Regions from separate parts of the Homo sapiens genome. Here regions 2, 3 and 4 are each linked to region 1. A link is a contact called in ENCODE Hi-C or POLR2A ChIA-PET data. All regions are on one chromosome and are shown on one strand. Each heading gives the region's core, a stretch centred on a gene start or an enhancer-like site at or near the end of the contact. The rest is flanking DNA. Distances are from core to core; before and after follow the strand shown. Region 1 holds the start of C20orf204 (chromosome 20 open reading frame 204). Region 2 holds the start of RTEL1 (regulator of telomere elongation helicase 1). Region 3 holds the start of MHENCR (melanoma highly expressed competing endogenous lncRNA for miR-425 and miR-489). Region 4 holds the start of LIME1 (Lck interacting transmembrane adaptor 1).

The links. A loop is a pair of places that touch in the nucleus more often than their neighbours do. ChIA-PET counts read pairs that join two places held with the same protein, here RNA polymerase II (POLR2A). Pooled maps may share reads with other maps.
Region 2: a pooled map shows a loop between it and region 1 (10-fold over the local background). The contact joins the promoter of RTEL1 here to the promoter of C20orf204 in region 1. A Hi-C loop is called at or near these places in 5 of 50 pooled maps. POLR2A ChIA-PET finds 5 or more read pairs at or near these places in 2 of 52 experiments (HepG2 and naive thymus-derived CD8-positive, alpha-beta T cell).
Region 3: a pooled map shows a loop between it and region 1 (4-fold over the local background). The contact joins the promoter of MHENCR here to the promoter of C20orf204 in region 1. A Hi-C loop is called at or near these places in 1 of 168 maps with a recorded cell type or tissue (ascending aorta) and 5 of 50 pooled maps. POLR2A ChIA-PET finds 5 or more read pairs at or near these places in 5 of 52 experiments (CD4-positive, alpha-beta T cell, GM12878, HEK293 and 2 more).
Region 4: a loop to region 1 is called in a pooled map, with 4 times the contacts of the local background. The contact joins the promoter of LIME1 here to the promoter of C20orf204 in region 1. A Hi-C loop is called at or near these places in 2 of 37 single-sample maps with no recorded cell type and 5 of 50 pooled maps. POLR2A ChIA-PET finds 5 or more read pairs at or near these places in 1 of 52 experiments (CD4-positive, alpha-beta T cell).

What each region holds. Positions count from the first base shown.
Region 1 is chr20:64,033,857-64,039,133 of GRCh38, reverse strand. It overlaps C20orf204 (chromosome 20 open reading frame 204), which reads right to left and starts at 2,952. Exons shown (of 4, transcript NM_001387010.1): 1 at 2,808-2,952; 2 at 932-1,207; 3 at 686-838; 4 at 133-512. The coding sequence starts at 2,810. The coding sequence ends at 375. RefSeq lists silencers at 1-159, 350-669, 770-839 and enhancers at 1,485-2,078, 2,510-2,609, 2,079-2,672, 3,560-3,789.
Region 2 is chr20:63,654,292-63,659,784 of GRCh38, reverse strand. RTEL1 (regulator of telomere elongation helicase 1) reads right to left here and starts at 1,473. Exons shown (of 35, transcript NM_001283009.2): 1 at 1,319-1,473; 2 at 281-552. The coding sequence starts at 382. RTEL1-TNFRSF6B (RTEL1-TNFRSF6B readthrough (NMD candidate)) reads right to left here and starts at 1,975. Exons shown (of 38, transcript NR_037882.1): 1 at 1,319-1,975; 2 at 281-552. RefSeq lists enhancers at 849-898, 1,049-1,118, 1,239-1,398, 1,419-1,508, 1,539-1,778 and 1 more.
Region 3 is chr20:63,624,344-63,629,634 of GRCh38, reverse strand. It overlaps MHENCR (melanoma highly expressed competing endogenous lncRNA for miR-425 and miR-489), which reads right to left and starts at 2,400. Exons shown (of 2, transcript NR_132417.1): 1 at 2,243-2,400; 2 at 811-1,445. It overlaps GMEB2 (glucocorticoid modulatory element binding protein 2), which reads left to right and starts at 2,534. Exons shown (of 10, transcript NM_012384.5): 1 at 2,534-2,679. RefSeq lists silencers at 2,093-2,542, 2,633-3,172.
Region 4 is chr20:63,735,370-63,739,391 of GRCh38, reverse strand. LIME1 (Lck interacting transmembrane adaptor 1) reads right to left here and starts at 2,728. Exons shown (of 6, transcript NM_017806.4): 1 at 2,680-2,728; 2 at 1,745-1,859; 3 at 1,490-1,571; 4 at 1,332-1,419; 5 at 893-1,209; 6 at 289-794. The coding sequence starts at 1,842. The coding sequence ends at 492. It overlaps ZGPAT (zinc finger CCCH-type and G-patch domain containing), which reads right to left. Exons shown (of 7, transcript NM_181485.3): 6 at 3,828-4,022; 7 at 3,250-3,611. The coding sequence ends at 3,473. RefSeq lists silencers at 1-108, 1,113-1,172, 1,253-1,402, 1,473-1,692 and enhancers at 833-1,427, 1,627-2,543, 3,123-3,302.

The DNA of each region.
Region 1 (5,277 bases), core at 1,703-4,202:
GGGAGCGGCGGCTCCGCCCCGTCCAGGTGCCACAGGAAGTGCGGGTCTCCGCATTCCCCCTCCACCGCCCCCCGCCACCGAGGCGCAGATCCCGGGGCGGTCCTAGGCCCACAGAGAGGCAGGCGAAGGGAGTGCCGGACCCGCAGCGCCAGCTCCGTTTATTGAGGCCTTCGGCGCGTGGAGGGCGGGCCTCCTCCGTGACCCAGCGGCGGCCAGGCGCGCTCCCTTCTCCAAGTCCTGGGCCCTCCGGGGAGCGCGGGCTGCGTCGAGCGAGGGGCCGAGGTCACCAACAAGTCTACAGAACGAGGCGCGTCTCCAGGCTCTGCCGCGGCCCCGCTGGTTCTCCTCCCCGCGCAGGGCCAGGACGGGCCGCGCTAGGAGTCCCTGGAGGCCGGGGCGCGCAGCGCGAAGAGCTTCTCCCAGCAGGTGGCGACGGCGTCCAGGGCGCGCAGCAGGAGCTGCCTTCGGCCGCCGCGACGCCGGGCAGGGCGCATCTTGGGCCGCCGGCTCCGCTGTCGGGGACAGGGCGGTCAGCGAATGCGCACGGCCCCCGCGCCCGGCCCGGCCCGGGAAGGGAGACGCGACCCAGCCCGACTTCAGCCTAGGGCCGTGGAGCCCCGGGACGCGCGGCGGCCCTGTGGGGGTTAAGGGAGGTCTGGCTCTGGGTGCACTCAGGGACGCACACCTGGCGCAGCGTCCTGCAGTGGCGCCGCATCACCGCCTCGGTGCGCACAGCCACGGTCCAAGCAGCTCTCTCCAGGGCCCCGCGGCGGCCCCCGGCCACCGCCCCGCGCAGGGTCCGACCCAGGGACGAGATGGACAGGAGGATACTGTGCTCCTGGGGAGGGAAGGGAGGAAGGCGGGGTGGGGGTGGGGGGAAACTGAGAGAGGAGCAGGCCGGCGAGCTTGGGTAGGGGCGCCTCCTCCATACCTTCTGGGCGCCACAGGAGGCCCGAGGCCGTCCCCGCCGTCCCGAGCTCCCGGGTCTAGTCAGGTTTTTCTGTATGAAATGAAAGTGTCTGGAGCCTGGCCTGGTCTTTTCGGCCCCCGCCCCGCCCCACTTCACGGCGGCCTGCAGATCCTCGAAGATGATGGCGCGATAGTGGCGGAGCACGTCGGGGACGCTGCAGGCCGGGGAATAGGCGCGGCTTGGCGCGGTCCCCAGCAGCGCCAGCAGGAGCGCCCAGAGTGCAGGCTTAGGGGGTACCTGGAGGAGACAGCAGGTTGGGGTTAGGCCTGGGGGGTGTTCCCAGCACAGGGAGCAGCCAGCCCACCTGCACTTTGTTTCCGTAGAAGCCCCACCCCCTGCCCCACCCCACGGGATCTCTGAGCGAATGAAATGGACGTGTCACCAATCAAGAAAGGCTGTAGGCACAGGCCTGGCGGGATAAATCAGGAGACACAAGAGATAGGTCTGCAAACCAGACAGTTCTATGCTCCCTGCAAAGATGTGAAAGGGGTGAGTGATGTCGGCTGGGAGGCGATGTCACTGAGTCCTGAAGAACCCATCAGGAGATAGAGGGGGCAGGCCCAGAGTCAGGAGAGCCTGGCTCTGTGGTCCACGTGGGAGTGGGGCCAGCAAGGGGTGGAGCACCCTCAGGACCGCACAGAGCAGGGCCCCCCACCAGCCCCGTACAGCTCTAGTGGGGCTGGTCTGCAGGCTCTTGGGGGTACAGTAGGAAGTTGTCCCAGTACAGCCTGTCTCACTCATGGCCATGCCCATTCAACTCCACACCTCCCATACTGGCGCCCTCTGGGTTAGCTCACAGAGACGTGGGAACTGGGGACTCCTTGTACCCCCAACCCAACTGGGGCAGGGGCTCAGAGCTCCAAGCCACACCCTATTGGAAGGGGAAAGCTAGGGGGACACCCAGAAGCTATAGAGGAGGAAGGAGCCACCACATCCAGCCCCAACCAACAGTCGCAAAAGGCCCCTCTGCCTGTACCAGCCGCCCCACGCCATCCCTCCGGGCAGCCTGTGCCACAGGCCTCCCCCGACCCAAAATGGAGGGCCTGCGCCCGCAGGGATAAAGCCCAAACATCAAGGAGACAGCTGACGGCCCCCAGGTTCCCAGCCACCCAAAAGGGGCCAGCCCCAACCCTTCCCCTGGGCCCCCAGGATGGAGTCAGACAGCAGATCTAGGGCTGGAAATTAATCATGCGAACCCAACCAAGATAAGAGGACTCGACTCGGCTTCCTAGCCCTGTCAGGGGAGCCTGAACAAGCAGCACCCCAACCCTTGCATAGAGCTGGGGGCCTGGTGGGCGGTGGCAGCTCCTGCTCAGAGCACAAAGCAGCAATGGCTGGAAGAGCAGATGGCTTGCTGTGGCCCCTTCCTGAAACCTGACCCCCCCAACCACACACGCCACAGCCAACTTGGTGGGCTCAGAATTGCCACGTCATTCCCTCTGCCTGCTCTGGGTCAGAGGTCATAGCGAGAACCAGAGCCTGACTCCTGAGCAGGCCAGCTGGAGCTGCAAGGATGTCCAGCACCTGCTGTGTCCCACCCAGGTGGGGCAGACTGGCTGCCCTGGGAGTCCCAACTGGCCTGTTAGTACCACTTCCAGGCTCAAGCCTCAGCCCAGCTTAGAACAGGGTTGCCCGGCACCCAGGAGCCCCCCTCCCCCAACTGCCAGAAGCCAGGGCACATGCACCCAGTGCCACCCACAGGGACGCAGTGACCAGAGCCAACCGGAGATTTCCTGGTGGGGCTCAGGGGAACAAGCAGTGTCTCCTGAGCTGTGTGTACCCCCAGCCCCTCCACCCAAGTAAGCCCCCTCCCTAGAGGAGGCCCACAGCTGCTCACCATGGGCCTTTCAGGGTCTTGCCCTCCCTCACTCCCGCCAGCAGGCCACGCACATGATCCTGGGGTCCTTGGGCAGGGTGTGCACTGCCGCACCAGGTCCAACACCAGCCAACCGCTTCCCTGGACAGGCTGCCTGGAGGACTGCAGAGGGGCAGGCCAGGCGGAGGCTTTTGAAGTTGGCTCCTCCAAGCTGAGGGAGGGAGCAGGAGAGGGAAGGAAAGGCCACGCAATCCCAGCCCTGCCCCCTCCCTCTCTCCACTCCCTATCACTTCAATTAACCTGGCCCTGGAGCTGGGCAGCCACCTCTCCCAGGGGATCCAGGGCTACTGTGGGTCTTGGATTAACTTGTCCGTCCCAGAGATACTGTTCTGTCAAGGAGGGGTGAGGCGCCGCGTGGGCTGGGGCAGTGCAGGGCCCAGCTGGTGGGGGAGGGGAGCCAGGTGAGACTGGGGCCGACTCTGTGGCCAGCAAGTGCTGCCTCTCCCAGGGATCTGGCTGATGGGCAGAGCTGGTGGGAGGCCCTCATCCCCTCCCCAGCTGCCGGACCTGCAGCCTGACATCCAGGGGGCCCTGCCCCAGCAGGTCCCAAGACATGGGGCTTCCCGGGCCCCCGCTGCTGGCCCGGCCTCACTCCTCCTGGGCTGAGGGGTCTCTGGCTGAAGAGGTAAGTCTGAGGCTGTTACTCTGCTGCCTGCCGTAAAGATACCCAGGAGCAGGGTGGGCTCCCCCGATCCTTGGCTGCTGTCGCTTCTGCTGTGGTCTGGGGCACTCTGGTTAGCAGCCTGACAGGCAGTGGTGAAGAGGCACCTCAGAACACGAGCAACCTCTGAGGCACAACTCATCTTTGCAGGCTGAAAAAATTTCAGTTGAAGACAAGTTAAGGTAGTTTCCCAGGGGGAAAAGTCAGTGACTCACAATAGTCAAGAACAGACCACACAGGTGACAGGAGTCCCCTAGGATTGTAACACTGCATCTTTACGTTTTTGCCTTTTCCGTGTTTGGATGTGATTAAATGCTGTGACAGGCTGTGCAGGTCTGCAGCCCAGGAGCCCCAGGCTCTGGCACCCGGGCACACAGCCTGGGGGTGCAGGAGGCCGTGCCTGCCAGCCTTGTGTAAATGCACTCTTTAATGTTTGCAAGACGACATCACCTAACGAGGTTTTTCTCAGAATGTATCCGCACTGTTAAGTGGCGCACAACTGTGGTTTGGCCAACTCAAAGCATTTGAGAAAACCCCACACAGGCAAGAAAGAGGAGACACTCACACATGGACAATGTAAGCGCTCCGGAACTTTCCAAGGGCCCTGCAGGAAGTATCCCCTGAACATGGCCTGAAACATTCTTTTCTGTGTGACCCCTCAATGCCCACCCAGCACTGGCCATTTCAGCTCTGAGGTCAGAGAAGGGCTTCCTTCCTACGCCTCGGTTTCCACATCTGTACAGGGCCAGGCTGGCTCACAAACTTCCTGGGCCTCGGTTTCCACATCTGTACAGGGCCGGGCTGGCTCACAAACTTCCTGGGCCTCGGTTTCCACACCTGTACAGGGCCGGGCTGGCTCACAAACTTCCTGGGCCTCGGTTTCCACATCTGTACAGGGCCGGGCTGACTTCACAAACTCCAAAAAGCTGCAGGACTCTCTTCATCTTCAGAATAAATGTTGAGGGCTCCCTCATGCTTCCGTCTCTCCATGAGGGATCAAAGGAAACTCCTCCACAAGTTCCAGTGAAAACACTCATGAAGCTCCTGCAGCTGCTCCTCAGGACGGGGCGAGAGGAAGGACTTCCACATTCCAACGATTTGAGCTGGACCCCAGGTTGCCTGCCCAGCAGAGACCAACCAGCAGTTCCTGACCCCATACAGGGGTGGCAGGTCCCTTGCCCGGGATTGACCATGTCCTCAAGGTCCCCAGAACCACAGGGAAGGGGGACCCACACCCACATTCTGGTCTACCAGGACCGCCCCACGTGCAGGCAGGGATCTCCCACCCCAGCCATTCTCACTCGTCAGGAGCAGGGCAGGCAGACCACAAGGCCTAGCACAGGCCCCCATGTGCAGGTGGGCAGAGCTGTGGGTCAGTGACTGACCACCACCACAGGCCCTGCCATCGGTACCACAAGACAGGCCGGGACCCTCCAGGGCTCCCCTCTCACAAGGAACATCCAGGGACAGCTGCTCTCCAGCAGCCTCCTCAGCCCACATGACAGCGCCCTCCTCCCCGCCCGCTGGCCTCAACGACTGTCCACCCACACCCTCTGGGCCAGCCATGACCTCCAGCCAGATGTCTCTAGCCCCGGCCTACACAAGAACCAGCTGGCTCCCAACTGAATGCACACACATGATCCCAGGCCTGAGGACGTCCTTTATCCTTACACAGCTAAGGCTGAAGAGAAGCCAAGTCTCTCGGGTGATCAACGTTCAACCTAGAGATGAGAACCATCACTGTTCAACCTGGAGATGAGAACCATTACA
Region 2 (5,493 bases), core at 224-2,723, 380 kb after region 1:
CTCTATACTTTGTCTCTGTGTCTTATTCATTTTCTCAGTCTCTCGTCCCGCCTGATGAGAAATACCCACAGGTGTGGAGGGGCCGGCCCCCTTCAAAGGACGATCGTTTTTACTTGTCAATCCTCTCTCTGACCCCACCTGGAACACCAGCCCTTTTTATGACAGACGCTGCCTCTGGCCCGGAGGGGCCTGGCTGGAATGGGCCGGGAGAGGGAAGCACACCCCGTCCTGGCTGAAGCTCCACCCACCCGCAGTCCTTTCCTCGGGGCCTGTGCTCTACCTGCTGCAGACATTCCAGGACCTTGGTCATGTACTCCTGTTGGCATTTGTAGGGCTGGAAAGGGAAGTCTACGGTCACACCATTCAGGACTATCTTGGGCATATCAGCCTGTTCTCAGAAGGGCACAGAGCGTGGCTGAGGGGCAGGCTATTCGGGTCTGTGCGAAAAAACCACTCCGAACATCTTAGGGTCTCGGGCACTCCTGGTAAGCGATGCGAGCATGTGCACTGGGACACAACGCTGTTCTCTTCGAGAATCCCTATGGCACAGACCTGGGAAAGACAGTAAGACTCTGTTTGTAGACAGCCTTTGTGGGTACCGGGCTACTTTCCCAGGCGTTTCCATCAGTCCCTCCTGCGGAGAGGGTTGGAGAGCAACCCTGGTATATCCCATCTCGAGGAGCTGGCGGGGCGAAGATGCGAAGTGGCTGGGCCTTGCCTTATCCTCCCGCCCCACAACTCCGTCCTTCTCTGGAAAAGACGCCCACAGTGCTGCAAGTTCCGCCTGCAGTAATTCCGCGACTTCCACAAGAGCGTGAGGGCTGAAGAGGCAAGCGGCACCCCTCCCGGCCTCACCAGGCGCAACGTCAGAGCGGAGGGTCTGAACCTCCGGCCCTGCCTCTCCAGCCCTCTGCCCTCCTGGCTGGCTGGAGTCCATTCCCCATCCGCCCGGGTGGGCAACCAGATGCAGCCAAAGTAGCGAAAGAGCATGCCGGGATGCCAACCCGTGCAGCCCTCAGCAAATCACTCAACTTCTCTAAGCCTCAATCCCGCCCGGGAACTGGGACTAACAGAACAGACGCGGACACACTGAATGTCGGCCCTTCCCTCCAGCCCCGGTCAAGGGCTCAGCCAACGCCGCGGCGCCAGCGCCACGAGCGCAGGAAACTACAGGTCCCAAAATGCAGCGCGGCCAATCCGCCGACCCGCGGCCCCGAGGGCGGCTTGGGGCCTGCCGGGAGCTGTAGTTTCGAAAAACCGCAACGCGCCTACGAGCCGCTCGGGTAAAAGAACCACTTGTAGGGTCACTGCGACTCACTGCTCACTTGTCTCCGCGGCGAACCTTCCAGAACCGGGGTCCCTCAGGAACTCAACCGACTCCAGTCGAGGGCCGCCACCCGTCCCCAGCTGTCAGCCAGCTCAGAGTTTTCGCGGGCAGAGGCGCGCAGTCGGCGCTGAGCCCACTGCACTTCCGCCCCCCACTTCCGGTCCGTTGCTTTGTGCTCCCGGCGGAAACTGTTCCCCCGCGGAGGGGGTCCGCCTGCTCTTCGGCTCCTCCAGGCCTACACGGCGTTTTGCGCGTTCTGTGTCCGGCTCCGCTGGCCAGTGAACCTCACTTCCATCGCCCACAGGCAGAAATCTGGGGTCCCGCCCGTCTCCTCCCTTGATGTCATTCCCCCACCAGGGTCTGCGTTCCACTACCGCCTCTCTAGGCCGAGCCACCACCATTGCCCGGAGAGCTGCACGGGCCTCCTCCCCAGAGGCATCTTTTTACTGCTCGAGTGTGAGCCGACCGCTTTCCTGAAAATTTGAAAACGGCTGCGCCTTGCCCAGGACCCGGCTCCTGAGAGCCCTGACCGCCCCCTCTCCTTCCTCTCCTGCGTTCCAGCTTCTGCTCGGCTCACTGTCCCGCAGTGGTCCCGGCGGGCCTCCCTGAGTCCCCAGCACCCGGCACTGGCTGGCAGCAGGGCTGACTCCAAGAGCGAGGCCCGCACCGTTCTGTGGGGTCAGCCCAGCGTCACGGATGTTTGTCTCAGGCGGCCCCAGCTCCCATGCCCCAGAAGGCCCCAGAAGGCCCCAGGAGGGAGTTGGCGCTGCGTGACCGCGCACGGCCGGCAGGCAGCACTTCTTCGTGGCTTCTTCATGGCTGTGTTTAATGTCCACTGACGGCACATGCGAATGCCATGCGTGCCCACGCTCCTGGGTGTGAGATAGTGCTCGGAGAAGCCCCAGCACTCACTGGCACCCAGCCCCATGTGCCTGTTGTGGTGAAGGAACTGCAGGCTGCCTATCTGAGACTCGGCAGGGAGTTGAAGATGAGGAGACCAGCCACACACACTCGTTGAATGAATGGGCACCAAGCACAAGTTTCAGTGCCCCCCATACATGCTGATATGGTTCGGCTCTGTGTCTCCACCCAAGTCTCACCTCGAATTGTAATCCCCACGTGTGGAGGGAGGGACCTGGAGGGAGGTGGTTGGATCATGCGGTCAGTTTCCTCCAGGCTGTTCTGACAGTGAGTGCTCAGGAGACCCGATGGTTTAAAAGTGGCAGTTTCCCCTTCTCTCTCTCTTTCTCCTGCCGCCATGTACGACCTGGGAACTGGGACTAACATAGACTTCACCTTCTGCCATGATTCTTTTTTCTTTGAGACAGAGTTTTGGCTTTTTGCCCAGGCTGGAGTGCAGTGGCACAATCTTGGCTCACTGCAACCTCCACCTCCTGGGTTCAAGTGATTCTCCTGCCTCAGCCTCTCAAGTAGCTGGGATTACAGGTGTGCACCACTAAGCCCGGCTAATTTTTTATATTTTTAGTAGAGATGGAGTTTGACCGTGTTGGCCAGGCAGGTCTTGAACTCCTGACCTCAGGTGATCCACCCGCCTCGGCCTCCCAAAGTGCTGGGATTACAGGCGTGAGCCACCGCGCCCAGCCAGATAAGTCCTCTCATTGTCCACACTTTCTGGGTGAGAAAGTGAGGCACAGAGCGTTGAGCAGATTGCCCAGAGCCTGCTCAGGAGCCAGGAGTTTACCTTTTGCAGCCACACATCTCATCTCCTGAGAGCAGTGGCCAGAAAAGGCTGTCCTGTGGACTGAGCTGAAGTCTGAGTCATCTGCTCCTTGCCAGCTGCTATAGGAGCGTGCTGGCCTGGGGTGGTCAGGAACTCCTGTACCCCTGCCCTCTTCCTCTAATTGCTGACGTACCCACAGCTCCAGCATACAGCAGGTGCTTGACAGATGTCTGTTGAATGACTGAGTGTCCTGCTGAGATATAGGGCTCCTTCTAGGAGCCAGAGTTAATTTCTTTCTTTCTTTTTTTTTTTTGAGACAGAGTCTTGCTCTGTCGCCCAGGCTGGAATAGAGTGGTGCGATCTCGGCTCCCTGCAACCTCCACCTCCTGGGTTCAAGCGATTCTCCTGCCTCAGCCTCCTGAGTAGCTGGGATTACAGGTGCATGCCACCACGCCCGGCTAATTTTTGTATTTTTAGTAGAGATGGGGTTTCATCATGTTGGTCAGGCTGGTCTTGAACTCCTGACCTCGTGATCTGCCCACCTCAGCCTCCCAAAGTGTTAAGATTACAGGTGTGGGCCACCACGCCCAGCCAAGCCAGAGTTAATTTCAAGAATGCAGAGGTCTGATAAAAGTCACACTTTATGAAAAACATTTTTTTTTTTGAGGTGGAGTCTTGATATTGTTGCCCAGGCTGGAGTGCAGTGGTGGGATCTCGGCTCACTGCAACCTCTGCCTCCTGGATTCAAGTGATTCTCCTGCTTCAGCCTCCAAAGTAGCTGAGATTACAGGCACCTGCCACCACACCTGGCTAATTTTTGTATTTTTAGGGTAGATGGGGTTTCACCATGTTGGCCAGGCTGGTCTCAAACTCCTGACCTCAGGTGATCTGCCCACCTCGGCCCCCCAAAGTGTTGGGATTACAGTTGTGAGCCACTGCACCCAGTCAAAACATTTTTTTAACTAGCACTAATGTGCATGTGAAAAACATCTTTGAAATGCTCGTGCACTTTCTGCATTTGATCTTGGTGAGAAGTCAAAATCTGCTCCAAGACCTGGCACTATATTGGGGCAAACAGTCAGTACAGCTATTGTGTGCCTGCCAGCATGCTGTCATTACTCCTATTGCGTGTGCCTGCCAGTGCACTGAGAGTCAGTACACCTATGGCATGTGCCTGCTAGTGTGCTGTCAGTACAGCTGTTGTGTATGCCTGCTAGCACGCTGACAGTCAGTATGGCTGACAGTCAGTACCCCATTGCGTGTGCCTGCCTAGGTGCTGACAGTCAGTACCCCTGTTGTGTGTTCCTGCTAGTGCACACTGTGCACATCTACTGTGTTCCTGGCACTATGCCACGGGCTTCCACACACCTGGTCCCTGTGCTCCAGATGAGGACACAGAGGCTCAGAGAGGGCCTGGCCAGAGTCACAATGAGTGTGAGGCATTGCGGTGCTCTGAGCCTGACTGGGTGGGTCCTACCCCACCCACATGAGAAGACTCTGGAGGTCCCAGAGAGGGCTACTTCTCTTGATCCCTAGCACCTGAGCTCCAGCACCCGGGGCTGGAGTCTGCCTGAAGGATGCTGACCATCCCCAACTGCTACTGTGGTGGCCAACAGGGAGGACACAGCTGCTGTGGTGGGCAGCTCTGTGTGCCTCTCTGCCCTTCTTCCTCCTTCGCAGAGCTGGCTTCCTAGGAATGGCCCAGGGGCCAACACCTCTGTGTGTATATTAGTTTGATATGGCTTCATAGCAAATCACCACAAAACCAACAGCTTAAAACAACTCTCATTCATTACCTCCTAATTCTTAGTAACCCAAGGCTGAAACCAAGTGGGCAGTTGGGCTCAGTTCTTGTGTGGAGGCCCTGGGGTCAAACCTGCCTCCAAGCCCATTCTCTTCTTGTTGGCAGAACTCACTTCCTTGCAGTTAAGGTCTTGTTGTCTTGCTGGCTGTTGGCTGGGAGCAGTTCTCAGATCCTTGCCACGTGGCCCCCTCATCTCAACAACAGAAAACCTTCTTTGGTTTGATCCCTCCGATTTCTTCAACCAGGCAAAGGAAACTGCTTTTAAAGGGCTCCTGTGATGAGGTCAGGGCCCGCCTGGTGATCCTCCAGTCTTAAGGGTACCTCTGGGCCACACAATGTCACATTCCTGGGCATCACCCCCACCAGACTCACAGTCCCGGGGATGATGCCGGCTTGCACGTCAGGGGTCAGGACTCTCCAGGCCACCCTAGGATGTGACTGGCCTTGGGTGCTCCCACCGCACTGCTAGAGCTGAGGCTTGCCCCTGGCTTTTGTGTTGCTGAGCCAGCCTCATGGCTCTGCAAGTCTCCTGAGGTTTTCAGGGTTTTGCTCCTGGCCCTATGACTTAGTTGCTTGTAGGGCAAAGCACTTTTCTCCCTGCCTCGGTGGCTTCATCCCTGCAATGGCAAAGACGCTCCGTTTGCCTACCAGGCTTTCCCTTTGGGAGTTATGAGGAGAGGG
Region 3 (5,291 bases), core at 1,151-3,650, 410 kb after region 1:
CTGGAAAGGCCAGAACAGCTTCTCCCCTGGAGCTCCAAAAGCAATCGGCCCTGCAGACACCCTGATTTTGGCGGAGTGAGGCTGGGCTGGACTTCCGACCTACAGAACAGTTAGAGAATACATTTGCAGTTTTATTTATTTATTTTTTGAGACGGAGTCTTGCTCTGTTGCCTAGGCTGGAGTGCAGTGGCGCCATCTCGGCTCACTGCAAGCTCCGCTTCCTGGGTTCACGCCATTCTCCTGCCTCAGCCTCCCGAGTAGCTGGGACTACAGGCGCCTGCCACCACGCCAGGCTAATTTTTTGTATTTTTAGTAGAGAGGGGGTTTCACAGTGTTAGCCAGGATGGTCTCTATCTCCTGACCTCGTGATCTGCCCGCCTTGGCCTCACAAAGTGCTGGGATTATAGGCGTGAGCCACCGTGCCGGACACATTTGCATTTTTTAAAAAGAGACAGTTCTGGCCATGTTGGTCTCGAACTCCTGGCCTCAAGCAATCCTGCCTTGGCCTCCCAAAGTGCTAGGATTATGGGCGTGAGCCTCCGCACTCAGCCTAAATTTGCATTTTTAAGCGACTAAGTTTGAGATAATTTGTTATGCCAGCAGAAGAAAGCTAAGTTATCTTGGAGGTGATTTTTCTTTTTTTTTAGATGGAGTTTCTCTCTTGTTGCCCAGTTTGTCTCTTGGAGCCCCAGAGTGAAGGAGGCAGAACAGGCCCCAGGGCTCACCCCAGGCCGACCTCGGTGGGCTTGCGCAACACACAGGCATGATGTAGCCACCCTCCCATCCCCAGGCCCCCCTCAGCACTCCTCTTCGACTTTATTGACATTTATTTCCAAAACGTGACGATAGGCAAACTCAGATAAATGACACACATAGACCGCGTGAACCCTCTCATATTTACCAGATAATAAAATAGTAGCACTGACAAAGGCTCAATTTTTTTTTTTATTCTTCCCCAGAGACAGGCTCTGTTGCCCAGGCTGGTCTTGAACTCCTGGCCACAGGTGATCCTCCCACCTTTGTCTCCCAAAGTGTTGAGGTAAAAGGCATGAGCCACCGCACTCGGCCAATCTAATTTTTAAAAACACCTTTTCCTCACTGGCTGGAGCACGTTCTACTTTACTGGGAACTGAATGAATGTGCAACTCTAATTACAGCCCCTCCGAAGTGCAGTGGCTTGGGAACCTCCCGTTCCGGGAGGCGGCCTGCAGAGCCCTCCTCCTACAAGTGTGAGCACAGGGTCAGGGTTCCATCCAAGCGAGCACCTGCTTCCTATTTTCCGACTAATTTCGGTCCCCTGATACGGAATCCGGGATCCTGCAGACAGGCAGCGGGTGACAGCAAGCACAAGGGTGTTCGATGACACCTGGAGAGGTCAGGAGAGCCAGTCCTGCGGTGCAGAGGAAGAAACCCAGCACAGAGGCCAACAGAGCCAGCCCCAGCCTCTGCCAATAAAACATATAAATGAGCCCTGGGGGCTGGAGGAGGGCCACAGGATCCAAGCTGGCTGCCGGATCCGAGTGGGATCGGGGTGCCGACTGTGGGACATGGGTGGGATGGGGTGCCGGCTGCGGGACTCGGGTGGGATCGGGGTGCGGGCTATAGGACTGGGGCGGGATCGGGGTGTCATCTATGGGATCGAGGTGCTGGCTATGGGACTGGGGTGGGATCGGGGTGCTGGCTATGGGACTGGGGTGGGATCGGGGTATCAGCTATGCTATGCGATCGGGGTGAGTGCCGGCTGTGGGATCGGGGTGCCGGCTGCGGGACTGGGGTGGGATCGGGGTGCCGGCTGTGGGACAGCGGTGGGATCGGGGTGGGTGCCAGCTGTTGGGCTGGGGTGGGATCGGGGTGCCAGCTGCGGGACTGGGGTGGGATCGGGGTGCCGGCCGTGGGACAGCGGTGGGACCGGGGTGTTAGCTATGGGATTGGGGTGGGTGCCGGCTGTTGGGCAGGGGTGGGATCGGGGTGTCGGCTGTGGGACTGCGATAGGATCGGGGTGCTGGTTGTGGGACTGGGGTGACAGCTTGAGGGGTGACCGAGCCCTCCCGGCCGCTCCCGGATGCCCCTCGCCCTCCACGCTGGGAGCGCCGTGGCTGGCTGAGCCTCTGGCATGTTCCGCGTGAGTCCGCGCACCCTACAGCGTCCTCCTCCACAGCCTCGTGTTCAGGCGTCCGCCCCGCAGGGGAGTCCCCTCGCGCCCATTCACACACAGCAGCGTCCGGGCGAGGAGCGCCCGTACCTGGAGGCCTGAAGGTACCGCCCTGCCGCGCGTGGGCACTGCTCCCTGGCGCCGTCCGTCCACTGACCATCGTCCCTCGGCCCGGCCGCCCGCGCGGGGCAGGCAACGCCCGACCGGGGGCCTCGGGGACCAGGAGGAACCTGCGGCGTTAGGAGCTGACAGTGTCGGTCCGCGCACGCGCCCCGGGGCCCGTCGGGCCTTATTTCACGGCCCCGCCTTCCTCCTCCGCGAGCGCCAAATAAGTGTCCGGCCCTCCCAGCCCCGTGCGTGCGCGGCCCCGCCGCCTGCGTCACTAGGAAGCGCGCGCCCGCGCCGCCGCCGCCGCCGAATCCCCAACAAGGAGCGAAGCCCGCGGCCGCCGCCGCCGCCCGCCGCCGCCGCAGCTCCCGACGCCGCCGCCCCCGCCGGGTGCCTAAGCAGGCCCGGCGCGGCCCCAGGTAAGCGGCGCCGGCGAGCCCGCGGCCCCCCCGCGGCGAGGCCTCTCGCTCCGCTCACGCGCCGCCGTCCAGTCAGGGGTCCCTGCGGAGCGTCAGGACGTTACGGCGGGGGGAGGGGAGGGCCGGGGGAGGGGCGGCCGCGCGGGCGGCGGCGTCAGGCGCAACGGCGGCGTCAGGCGGGCGGCGCGGGCGGTGGCGGGCGCGGGCGGCGGCGCTTCCTGCCTCCATCTTGGCGCCGCGGGCGGGCGCGGGCTCGGCCTCCAGCGGCCTCCTCGGTGGACCCATCCCGGGGGGACCACGCCGCAGGGGTGCGACCCGCAGGGACCACCCCGCAGGCACCCGACCCGCAGGGACGCGACCCACAGGGACCACCCCGCAGGCACCCGACCCGCAGGGGCCACCACGCGACCCGCAGGGGCCACCCCACAGGGACGCGACCCACAGGGACCACCCCACAGGGACGCGACCCACAAGGACCACCCCGCAGGCACCCGACCCGCAGGGACGCGATCCCCAGGGGCCACCCCGCAGGCACCCGACCCGCAGGGACGCGATCCCCAGGGGCCACCCCGCAGGCACCCGACCCGCAGGGACGCGATTCCCAGGGGCCACCCCGCAGGCACCCGACCCGCAGGGACGCGACCCATAGGGACCACCCCGCAGGCACCCGACCCGCAGGGGCCACCCGGCAGGCACCCAACTCGCAGGGACGCGACCCGCAGGGATCACCCCACTGGGACCCACTCTCAGGGACCTGACCTGCAGGGACCACCCCACAGGGGCCCGCGTCACTGTAGGCTCACAGGCGGGACCTGGATCTGTGTAGACCCATGGTGGTGTGGACCCTGTTGGTCGGAGCTGATTTGTTGTGGGCCCGTCGTCAGTCATGGCATGTTATCTATTTGGTTACTGTGTAATTCATGCGTGACTGAAAAGTCGTGACTGACTTTTCTGTTGAACCAGAATTCTCTTTCTTTGCTAACACTTCAAATACAACAGTTTCAATTACATCAGTGTTGACCGTGCCGGTCAAGAATACTAGTTTAAAAATATTTTCTTGGGCCAGGTGTGATGGCTCACACCTGTAATCCCACCACTTTGGGAGCCCGACGTGGGCGGATCATGAGGTCAGGAGTTTGAGAGCAGCCTGGCTAACACGGTGAAACCCTGTCTCTACTAAAAATACAAAAGTTAGCCGGGCGTGGTGGTGTGCACTTGTAATCCCAGCTAGTTGGGAGGCTGAGGCAGGAGAATTGCTTGAACCCAGAAGGCAGAGGTTGCAGTGAGTGGAGATGGTGCCATTGCACTCCAGCCTGGGTGACGGAGCAAGATTGCGTCTCAAAAAAAAAAAAGTAAAATAAAATATTTTCTCATATCTGATTTACCTAATAATTTGGAAACTCACTTCACACTAGTGGGGAACCCAAGCCTTGGGATCAAAGCTGGGTGGGTCTTGGCTTCAACACAGAAGGGGCTGTGGAGAGGCCAGGTGTAGTGGCTCACACCTATAATCCCAGCACTATGGGAGGTCAAGGTGGGAGGATCACTGGAGGTCAGGAGTTCGAGACCAGCCTGGCCAACATGATGAAACCCCGTCTCTACCAAAAATGCAAAAATTAGCTAGGCGTGTTGGGTGCCTGTAGTCCCAGCTACTCGGGAGGCTGAGGCAGGAGAATCACTTCAACCCGGGAGGCGGAGGTTGCAGTGAGCCAAGATTTTGCCATTGCACTCCAGCCTGGGTGACAGAGCGAGACTCCATCTCAAAAAAACAAAGAAGGAGCTGTGGAGAGAGGAGGGGGTGCTCGCCCTTGGGAAGGCAATAGGGCGAGGTGCTCTATTCTATAGTGCTTCTTCTGTGTCTAAAGAGCATTGTATCAAGGACTTGCACTATTTTCTGTGAGGTAACTTTTGTGCATATTGCTTTGAACCTTTAATATAGTTGCCATTGGAGGCCAGGCTCAGTGGCTCACGCCTGTAATCCCAGCACTTTGGGAGGCAGAGGCGGGCGGATCACGAGGTCAGGAGATCGAGACTGTCCTGGCCAACATGGTGAAACCCCGTCTCTACTAAAAATACAAAAATTAGCCGGGCGTGGTGGTGGGCGCCTGTAATCCCAGCTACTCAGGAGGCTGAGGCAAGAGAATCGCTTGAACCCGGGAGGCAGAGCTTGCATTGAGCCGAGATCGGGCCACTGCAGTCCAACCTGGGCTACAGAGCGAGACTCCGTCTCAAAAAAAGAATATATGTATGTATGCAGTTGCCAATGGAGAGGCTGGAATTCAGTTTTGTGCGTGTACATTGCGTAATCCTCTGCAAAGCCCTGAAGCTGTGACGAGGACCCCTGCCTGCAGTGAGGCTGTTGCCTCTTTGCAGCTCTCTGCTTAAATGACTTTAGTTGCCCCTGCTGAGCTTACCCTTATGAAAGCAGCGTCTCCTCAGTGAGAGTTAAACCCCGAGAAGTCAGCACGGGAGATCAGTAGTATTTTAAATGAAATTTTTATTTTTTAATTTTAATTTTTTTTTTTTTGAGACAGAGTCTCGCTCTGTTGTCTAGGCTGGAGTGCAGTGGCACAATCTTGGCTCGCTGCAACCTCTGCCTCCGGAGTTCGAGA
Region 4 (4,022 bases), core at 1,479-3,978, 300 kb after region 1:
CCCCTTATGTAACACCAGGCTGGGTGGCGGAGCCCTCCCGTGGAGTCCAGGGTCCAAGTCCCACCCGGGGGCGGCCACCCTGCCGGCTGCGCTGCCCCCTAGGAGTGGCTGGGACCCCGTGCCCGCACTGACCGAGAGTCTGGCCGGCAGGAGCACCGCCTCGGCTAGGCCCGGGCGCCCCGGGGGCAGCCAGTCCCCCAAGGCCAGAGGGGACAGCTCCAAGCCTTCCAGAGAAGCCCCCCGCCCCAACCCGCCCAGCTTTCAAGAAGAGCAGGCTGCGAGGCTGGCCGCTTTCATCCTGCGCTGGCGCTTTATTTAGACGCGGGCCTTCTCTGGAGCCCGGGGAGGCCGCGGCTGTCAGAGCGGCCAGGACCTCACGGACCTCACGGGCTGGCAGCCCGGGGACCTGGGACTGGCGCTGTCAGCTGTGAGGCGGGGCGGGGCGGGGGACGGGCCTCACTCTGGAGGAAGGAGCACAGGTCCTTGAGTGTTCAGGGCAGGGAGGCAGGGAGGGGTCTCCAGCCCCTCCCTAGGCTGGGGCAGCTGGAAGCAGGGGGCGTCCCAGCCCCGCACGTGCTGCTCCTGCCAGCAGGGTCCCCCAGCTCCCGGATGCTCTCATACACGTTTTCCAGGGGGCCGCTGTCCACATCCAGGGCCCTGAGCGGGAGGGTCTGGTAGGCCAGGTCACCCGCCAGGGCCAGAATCGCTCCCTGGCCCTTGGGGTCCAGCGGGTCTGTGGTGGGTCCTGGGTCCCTCCTTTTAGGCTTGCAGACCCTGGAGTACAGGACGTCCACCTGGAGACAGGAAGCCAACCCGAGGAGGGGTCAGCACCATCCAACCTGCTGAGGATCTGCCGGCCCCACCCACAGCGCCCTACCCTGGCCCACGTTACCTGAGCGGCCGGGGTCACCTCAGTCTTCCCCTGCTGTGGCTCTTGGGGACTGCGATGGGTCCCTTTGCGCTTCTGGACGCGGGCATACTCGGCCACCACAGGGCTGGCCGCCAGGCTGACCCCGGGAAGGGCCGCCAGCCCCACGTTGGAATAGGTGGCCTCGAGGCCAGCGCACCCTGCGGTGGCTGCAGCTGCCGGCAGAGCCCGGGGCAGCTCCTGGTGTGGGAAGGCAGAGGGGGCTGCCTGCGGTCCGGTGATGTCCCTGGACACCTCCAGCCAGTGTGGGCGCAGGAGATCCATGCTGGCAGGCCGCAGGGCTGGGGGTGGGGTCAGGGCAGAGTTCACTCCGGGCAGGGGGCAGGAGCGGGTCTGGCCCAGGGGTTGGCACGCGCTGCACAGTAAGCCCCGCCCGGCCGCCCCCGCCCCGCCCTCTGCTCACCCCTGCTGCTGCGCGGGCCCCGGTGCAGCTCGTGCAGTCTGGTGTCCGACTTGCTGAGGGAGCAGAGGTGGGTCCGCCTCAGTAGGGACTGGGGGCGAGGAAGGCTGGTCGGTGCCCTGCGGACCCCACCCTGGTCCCCGGGACAGCCTGGCACTCACCGCTTCCGCCGCCGTCGCACTGCCCTGCAGCCTCGCCCGCTGCCTCCGCGCCCTCTTCCTGGGGGCTACAGCGTCCTCGGGCCTTGGGGGTAGAGGTGGGGGGCGGGGGGCGGGGTCGTCAGCCTCGGGTCCAAGGCCCGGTGCAGGCGCGCGTGCCGAGCTGGGTGCGCGGACCTGCCTCCAGCCCCTTCCCGCGCTGGGCTGTGAATGGCAGCCGCAGCGAGGCCCCAGACAGAACGCGGCTGAGGGACCTACCTGCGGCAGGCTGTGCACAGCGCCCACAGCGAGAGGAGCAGGGCGCAGCACCCTAGAACCCAGAGGGCAGGAGGGGCCCAGGACACTGGCAGCCCCATCCTGTGAAGCCGAGGCCCTGGGGACAGAAGAAAGGGGCGCTGGGGGCTGGCCAAGGGGACCTGGCGCCACCTGGCAGCCCCAAATCTGCACCTCCCGCGGCTGCGGGGCTCCTGCGTCTCCCGTTCCAGCTCTGACTCAGCACAGGAAGCCCCAAGGCCTGGCAGTCCCTCCCTCCCAGAGGTGCCCACCTTCTGGCGGGGGCTCCCGGTGAGGTGAACTAGGGCTGCTCTGCCTGGCCCCTCCGTGTCCCTGCGGGTGACCACGGTAACACCCAGCACGGCCGTGAGGAGGGGCAAGACAGCTGTGGCCACCATAGCCCAGATAGTAACCAGCATCGGGGGAGCCCCTGGGTGTGCGCCACAGGCCACAGACTCCACCTGCAGCCACCCTCTGCCCAGACATGGTCTCCTGTGTCAGGTAGTGCCCCCAAGCCGCTCGCTGCGGAGCCCAGAACTGGGAAGAGCTGGAGGCTGGTCAGCAGGAGGGACCCTGCACCCGGAGGAGCTGGAGGCTGGGTCAGCAGGCAGCAGCAGCTGCTGGGGGTGCTGATGCCCCCACCCCACTTCTCTCTGGCTCTTCTTGTCTGCCAGTGTCTCTGCCAGAGAGGATCTGTCCCCTTCTTGGGGATCTTAGCAGAACTTCTCGGGGTGGGGGATGCCTTACAAACAGCACAGTCCAGCAGCAGAGACAGAAGCTGGGGGGTGAGGGGTGGTCTCTGGAGTTTGGGGCCAGTCTGCTCAGACCCAGGGAGTGGGCTTCAGCCTGGCTGACTGACCCAGCTGCAGCCACATCCCAAGGCCTCCCAGACCCCAGCTGCCCCCCAGGAGGGCACTTACCAAGCCCACGGCCAGGGGTCCTCAGCTCTGTCTGGGGCAGGCCAGGAAGGTCTTTGTGCAGCCCTCGGCTGAGCTCCCCACCTCATCACTTCCTGCTCCTGTCGCCAAGCGCCTCCCCTGAGCCTCCCACCCTGGGCAGCAGCCACCACCGCAGCCTCACCCACCTGCTGCGCCCCGCCCGAAGCCTAGATGAAACGTGTGCGCCTCTAGCCCGCACTGTTCTGACAGCCTAACTCACAACCCCTCCACACACGAAGACGTGAGCAGAGCTGGCACAGAACCCCCAAACCCACAGGGCCAGGTCCGCCTGCCTCACCAAGAGTGCCCCACGTGGTGGGCCACAGTCCTCTCCCGCCCGTCTCGCCCGCTGGAGCAGCACTGAGCTCCACCCATCTGTGGGTGTCAGGCAGCCTGGCGGGCACCCTGGCCTCCGATCTGCCTTGGTCAGAGAAGGGTAAGAAGGGAGAATGCCGGCCTCCTAGGCCCCTCCAGCCCAGCCCGTCTCTCACCACAGCCCTGCACAGACCCTTCTCTCCCCAGAGACCCTGCAGCCAGCTGATCTCCACTGAATGACACTGTGATGAAATCACTTTAATGTCCTTGCCAAGGAAATGCCCAAGACACTGGCAGGTGGGCAAGTAAGTGTCCAGATGGGACCCCGCAGCTCTGTCTCCACTCAGCAGTGTCTGCACGCCCCAGGCCAGCAGGCCGGCCCCTCCTCGGGCAACACTGGTCTTCCTGAGGGCAGCCCGTGCTGGGGTCCCACGCTTCGTCCATAGTGCTTGTGGGGTCTCTAGAACTCAGTCATCTTCTTGTGGGTGTCTGCCTTCCTCTGCTCCTGCTGCAGGCCGGCTTCCTGAGCCCGGAGCTGCCCCAGCTGGCGCTGGGCTCCTGCCAGCTTCTCCTGCAGCTGGGCTGACGCCACGCTATGCCTGCGGAGGGGCTCACTAGTCAGCGTGGGGTCCTGGGCCATGCCACCAACCCCAGTCTGCCGTACCCACTGCCTGTGTGCCCGCTGCCCGTCCTCCAACATGCAGACCCCTCCTGGACTCAGCCCGCTATGCTTGGGTCAGGTGACCTCCAGCATGTATCCCGGGGGCAGGGCCACCCTGGGTCGCCCTTTGCCCTGAGCTGGGCCCCACACGTACCGGCCAGCGTTGCGGGCGAGAGCCTCCTGGATGCTCCTGATGTCCCGCTGGGTTCGCTCGATCTTCTCCTCAGTCTGGAAGAGCCGCAGGCTCAGGGCCCGCTTGGCACTCTTGCTGGCATGGTACATGTCCTTGCTCCTCCTCCCCGCTGGGGCCGCCCCGGCTTCTAGGGCCCCAGGAGCCTGACCTTGCAGC